2 separate regions of the Homo sapiens genome follow, and region 2 is linked to region 1. A link is a loop called in an ENCODE intact Hi-C map of the cell type or tissue named here. Cell type or tissue: Caco-2. All regions are shown on one strand. Links, peaks and the distances in the headings refer to the core of each region. The heading gives the core; the rest is flanking DNA. Region 1 overlaps LOC105370826 (a long non-coding RNA gene). Region 2 overlaps WDR72 (WD repeat domain 72).

Region 1 (2,931 bases), core at 94-2,593:
CACCCATATTTATACAGGGCGAATATCCATTAACACTCCAATTTAATAAAGTAACTGACTTATATTGTATAGCCTTATTTTAAAAGCTTATGATAGTCTATATTAACTTGTCATAATAAAAATAAACAAATACATTTTACAACTTGCAATATTTAACACACATCAGAATGCTGAAATTAAAAAAACAAAAGCATACACCTGTATGTCTTATGATATTTAAGGTCTGGGTCTGTTTACCCCACAATTTCTCTTCTCATAGTTAATAAAAAACATGTATATATTATGTTTTAAGAGGAAATATTTTTTGTTCTGTTTCTGTAAGAGCATCTGGGCCTTATTACCAATTACCCTTGCAGCCTTGAATTGGCAGCAGCCATCCACATCAATGTAAAATTAAATACAGCTCTCAGATTAAAGGGCTAAGAAATTAGCAATAACCTTTATTAAATGTATATGAAAATTGAAAGTAAACATTTTTGTCAAGCATATATATATATATATATACACACACACACACATTTTCAACTGTTGAAACAAATAAAAAATGCCCTACCAACAGAATCTACTTTAAAACATTTTTTTTTATTGGAAAGTGCCATTCCATTGTTCTAAGCCTCTCAGACCACACTAGACACTTTCCAATTTTGACTAAGACCTGGCCCTCACATGTGGCCCAGAAGGGAGGGACAGAGAAGATAGCAGCATGCAGAGGCCAGGTTAGGACTCAGCAGCCATCTCTTGGACCATTTAATTAATTCACCAGATAAAGGGAAAATGTGGAAATTGCAGGGTTAGGACCATTAAATTCATCAGATAAAGGGAAAATGTGGAGATTGTTAGGGCTGAGTAACTCCCTTTTTCAGCTAATACTCTTCTTTTTTCTTCTTTAAGATTGTCACCTATCACTTTATGTTTCCCCCTCCCCCTCTTCCTCCTCATCTTTCTTTTTCTTGACCATCTCTAATTAATAGAATACAGGATCTACTATGATGAAGGTAGCTATGGGGGCTCTTGACTGGATAAGCCCTATACAGAGGCAAAGTGCCCAGGGGACTGTGGAGGAAGAAAGATAAATGAATTTCTGCCCCTTTAGAACCTGGAGAAGTGCCACCACTGACAACAAAAGGAGAAAGGAGTTGACAGCAAGACAAAGGGACTATTGCTTTTGTGTGTGCCTTAGTACACACTTTTCATATGTAATCAACTGAAGTAAATAATATTTGTCTCACATTTTCCATTATATAATAGGTTTTTTTTTTCAACGTTCATTTAGAAAATGTGTGTCCTTCCTTGAGTGGCATAACCTGCCTAATGCAATCTCTTTCATCTGTGTTGATATTGACCTTTCACATGAGATACATTCCTCCTTGTGTGACCCATTCCACGTGTCACCAGAGCATCTCAATAGTTAAATTTTTACATGATGGAGAATGCATCACTGAAAAGCAAACATTTTTGAGATGTTTCTGCATCTGTTTTAAAACGCAGCTTGGCTATTATCAGATTCATACGTTTACACAGTGCTCTGTCCCACGCAACTTGTAAATATTTGATAAATGTTACTTTTTAATTCCTGATAACATTATGAAAGTGTTAAGAAATGTTATGGCCGATAACCTCTTTCCGAGCCTAAGACTCACATTTACCATGTAAAGTTATTGATTGACTAGAGCAAAATGATTTTGTTTTCAGGGAAACAAAGTCCCTCAGAGGCCACATTCAAACTTTCCCTTCATTTAATTGTACGTTGTCCAAGGACAGAGATAAGATATTTTTTTCCTGCTGTTTCTCAAGCAGGTCAACCTGGGTCTACCAAGACCAAATATTTATGGACATATGTGAGTATGCAGTTCCCTAATGACAAATGTGTGATAATATGTCAGAATGAAAGATTTTTGAGACAGTAATGTTGACTGTCTGAGTTGGGCATTTACTTAAGCTGTGTTGCTGGGAAGCAAGTACCTGGCCTTCAATCAAATAAAGCATTTTCTAATGAATGAGTTCACATTCTGAAGTGTAACCTCCAAGATCAGGACATCCAGGTACAAAGGCATCGTCCCGTGCAGAAAGAGTCAGCGATTTTTACGCAAGCTTGAGAATCCTTCACTTCGAGCATATGCTACACAGTGGAGCAACCTTCACTAGTTTAGTTTAATGAACAAAGCATCAAAAAATACTCTGAAATTTGATAGGAAAATAGTTTTAAATTTGCATACTATATGATGCTATTTATACAAAATATAAATTTATTTTATGCTAATACAATACAAGATGTTGGTTACCCTAACAGGCAGTGACTACAAGAGGTGTGATGGAGGGATTTGGAAGGTACACATAATGTTTTGTTTCTTAATCCATGTACTGGTTACATGAGTGTGTCTGGTTTGTGAAAGTTTCTTAAACTCTAGTTATTTTATTTATTTATATATACATATATATTTGATAAAAGTGTTCACTTTCAATTTTCATATACATTTAATAAAAGTTATGCACACACACACATATCAAAAGTCTACATATGTCCTTGTTTAGTCTTACTTCTACTTTTTAAAAAGATGCATTCTCTTTCTTTCAAGTTCAAAGGCATCTTTTGAGGAAATACATTTGTATTTTCCTTGAACTTGGTACGTACACACCTACATATATTTCTTCAAGAAATCTCTAGCATGTCCAACTTAGTTTTTGAGTAATTATTCTTACAAGTGAAAACTTGTTCTCATGGCAGCACCAGGCTCTGAGCTCCCTGAGGCAGGGGTCATGTCATGTTTGTGCCCTAGGAAGCTGGCCTATGGTAGGTAATCAATAATTATTGAATAAGATGCAAAAGATCAGGTAGTACAAGAGTCCTGATAGTCCCCAACTCTGACCCCTGAGTCCCTTCAGTTTCTTTCTACTTGACAGTTTGTAACACTGGGCACAAAAGGGAGACAG
Region 2 (2,931 bases), core at 233-2,732, 73 kb before region 1:
TCCCTGTTACTCTCCTTTTCTACTTCCCAACCTACACGTTTTCTCTTTGTAATACTCCTTCCATCCTATATCCTTATAATCTGTTTCAGATTCTGAGAGTTTAGATAATTTGATTTGAGTTGGCTTTCATGCCTGGTTTGAGTAAGACAAAATGACTTCATGGACCCCATCCTTACATATAAAAGGAATAGAAAGAGTTGGGAGTATACTGATTCTCCCTTTGGATTGAGGAGAGTATGAGTCCACAGGAACACATACTGCTCCATAACCTTGTCTATTCGTTCAGCAATCATTGAGAACCTCCTTATCGCTGAGAAACTGAAACCAAGAAGGAACACTTTCTCTTTTAGGAAAATGCCAATCTTCCTTAATTCAGAAAGGGCCTCAGAAGTCCTCATTAGTTCCAACACTAGTGTAGTGGCCATTTACCCTCTTAGTATCCTGTTCAATTGTATACTCAGTAGTTGGTTGGTCTTGGATTCTTAGCTGGCAGAATATTTGAGTCTCAAAGCTGGAAGGTATCAAAGAGGCTGTGTACTTCAACTCCCTCATTTTATAAAGGAAAGAACCTGAGTTTAGGGAAGTGAAACGGCATGCCCAAGGTTACACTATTAGGAGCAGAGGTAAGATTGAAACCTGTTTAAGGATTTGTTTTGTTTTGTTTTTTGTTTTTAACAATACAACACATTCCCTCTCTGGGAACTCATAAGTTCACCTCTTTAATGAAATTTTTTATATTCTTTTAAAAAAAAAAAAAAAAATATATATATATATATATATGGGCTAAACAGTGTGGAATATTATTTTCCATCCAAAAATAAGTCAGACAGGGTTTCCTTCTTTATGCAGACTTCCTTTTGGCATTAATAAGAAGTTTTTGGACATTTTTGATTAAGCTTGAGCTGTAAACCCTAACTAGACCTTGAGATTTTCCCTTAAAACTGCAAGTGAAATTAATCATTGATTTTTAAAAAGTTTTTATTGTGCCTTGCATTAGGCTGGAAGTGCAGTATCTGCTTGCTTATCAGCCTTACTGAGGCAGCCCATTGCTCAAAGTCCTGAATAACAGAACAATTTGAGAGGAATACAGCAATGTTTAAACAGATTCCGTAAGCAATTGATACCTCTTTCTCATTTATCTTCCCCAAACTTGGCTGGGGGTCTAGCCATACTTCTCACCTGTGGAAGTTTGCTATAGACAGATTTTTCCCCTAAGCCTAAATAGTCAATAATTTAATCCTCTCTGTGTGTATTTAAATGAAATAATAACTTAAATTCTCTACATCTAGGTAATAATACAAAAATAATAGTTACTCTTCACAACATTTCAGAAAATTCATTTTTTATTAGTTGAAAAATAGATCCTCTTTAAAGCGATTCATTCTAGAAAATGCTACCCACAAAATAATATTCCATATTAGATTACAACTGCAGGAAGATGGCAAAACACATAAGTCTAACCTTAACTCATCTTGCTAAACTTGTCTGTAAAATAGTTATTAGTTATAAAGAAGCGTTAGATACCTAATTTAATTGGGGGCATTTCTACATGATTCTTCCCCAATTTCCAGTTCACACTGAAGACAAAGTAAGCCTAAAGTCTAATGCAATATGTAACTATTGCTATTCAAATATAATCAGGAAGTCCTAGCACTTGATTATCTGAATAGATACTCTTAAAGTAAGGGTGATGTGTACACAGCTCTTTAGCCAGATAAGTTTTCCTGATAAGACATCTGTCCAGAGAGATGCCACTTGTAAACTGAATTTGGAGTCTGTTCAAATGACATCATCTTTGTTTACAAATTTAGTGTTACCACTTAACATCTTTTCATAGATTATGCCTCCCTCTGATTTAAAATATCTTGCAGTCTTTTGAGATCTGCCAGTATTGCATTAATATTTTCTTCTACCTGAATTTTATGTAGCTTTTCTCACTTCCATACTTCTAGAATGCTATCTTTTAGTTTATTTTATAGTGACTCTTTAAAATTGGAGAGAGATCTGAATTATAAAGCAGGATGGCATTCAACTCTTGGCTACCATATTGAGCTAGTAACTTTGAATTCAAATCTTTGAGTTCTTTTTCACTGCTTATTTCACAGGCCTGAGCTATCTTTTAGTCTTTCCTGACCTCTGCATCCTGTACATTATTTTTGTGCCCCTGATTAATGTGTAATTAAGATTTTTGTTTGGCTTTGGTCTGGTACTGCAGTGGTTTATTCTATTCAGTTGCCCAATATTTCAAACTGCTCTATCTTTTAATTAATGATTTTCCTATAAATATCCTCATTACTTCCAAAAAGCCTATACAGATGACGAATGAGATCTATTTTTAAATCATTCATAAGTTATTGTATTGAAAATGTTATTTAGGACTGCAGATTTTATTCACACTGTAAATTATAGGGTTTTTTCAATGGGCTCCATCTGTCCAACAGCAGTTGCCTAGCTTGGAAGATCCAGCCACTGTTTGTGGACGTGGATGGAGACTTTTTTCCAGTGGCCACTCTCTTGCTGGGGATGTGGAAATGTTTCTGGGGGGAGTTGTTCGCTGCCTAGGCCTAGCCCCCTTTAACAGCTAATACCATCTTTCTGCAAGTGAGGAGAAAAGGAAGAACGGAATTTTTAGAGAATGACTGAAACCAAAATAGAGAACAGAGCAGGTGGAGGAGTATTATCACCGATGGCCCTGCTACCACTTTTCTAATTTTAACAACAAATCCTGCTATAGAGTCTTCCTCATACTATCTCCTGAATTTCCTCTTACAGTGTTCTTGAATGTGATTTAAAAACTATTGGTTTCATCTTCTCTTTGGCCAAACAATTCATTTCTTTAGGATCTAGAAGAATTACACTAATAGTTAAATGCACCATAGTGAAACACATCCATACGAAGTTCATAGATTCCTCTCTTCTCTAGCTACCAAA

The links. Peaks named below come from ENCODE experiments on the same cell type or tissue, not always from the same donor. Only the 100,000 strongest peaks of a DNase experiment are listed, where the experiment ranks them.
Region 2: a loop joins it to region 1, with 10 times the contacts of the local background. A loop is called at or near these places in 2 of 110 quality-filtered maps.

What each region holds. Positions count from the first base shown.
Region 1 is chr15:53,453,863-53,456,793 of GRCh38, reverse strand. All of the region lies in intron 1 of LOC105370826 (a long non-coding RNA gene), which reads right to left. Among named protein-coding and RNA genes, the nearest start is that of WDR72, 300 kb to the left of the region's middle. In Caco-2, for the core only: no CTCF peak of the experiment used is centred there; DNase peaks (open chromatin) are centred at 1,423 and 2,033.
Region 2 is chr15:53,526,995-53,529,925 of GRCh38, reverse strand. All of the region lies in intron 18 of WDR72 (WD repeat domain 72), which reads left to right. The region is part of intron 5 of LOC105370826 (a long non-coding RNA gene); the gene reads right to left. Among named protein-coding and RNA genes, the nearest start is that of WDR72, 230 kb to the left of the region's middle. In Caco-2, for the core only: no CTCF peak of the experiment used is centred there; no DNase peak of the experiment used is centred there.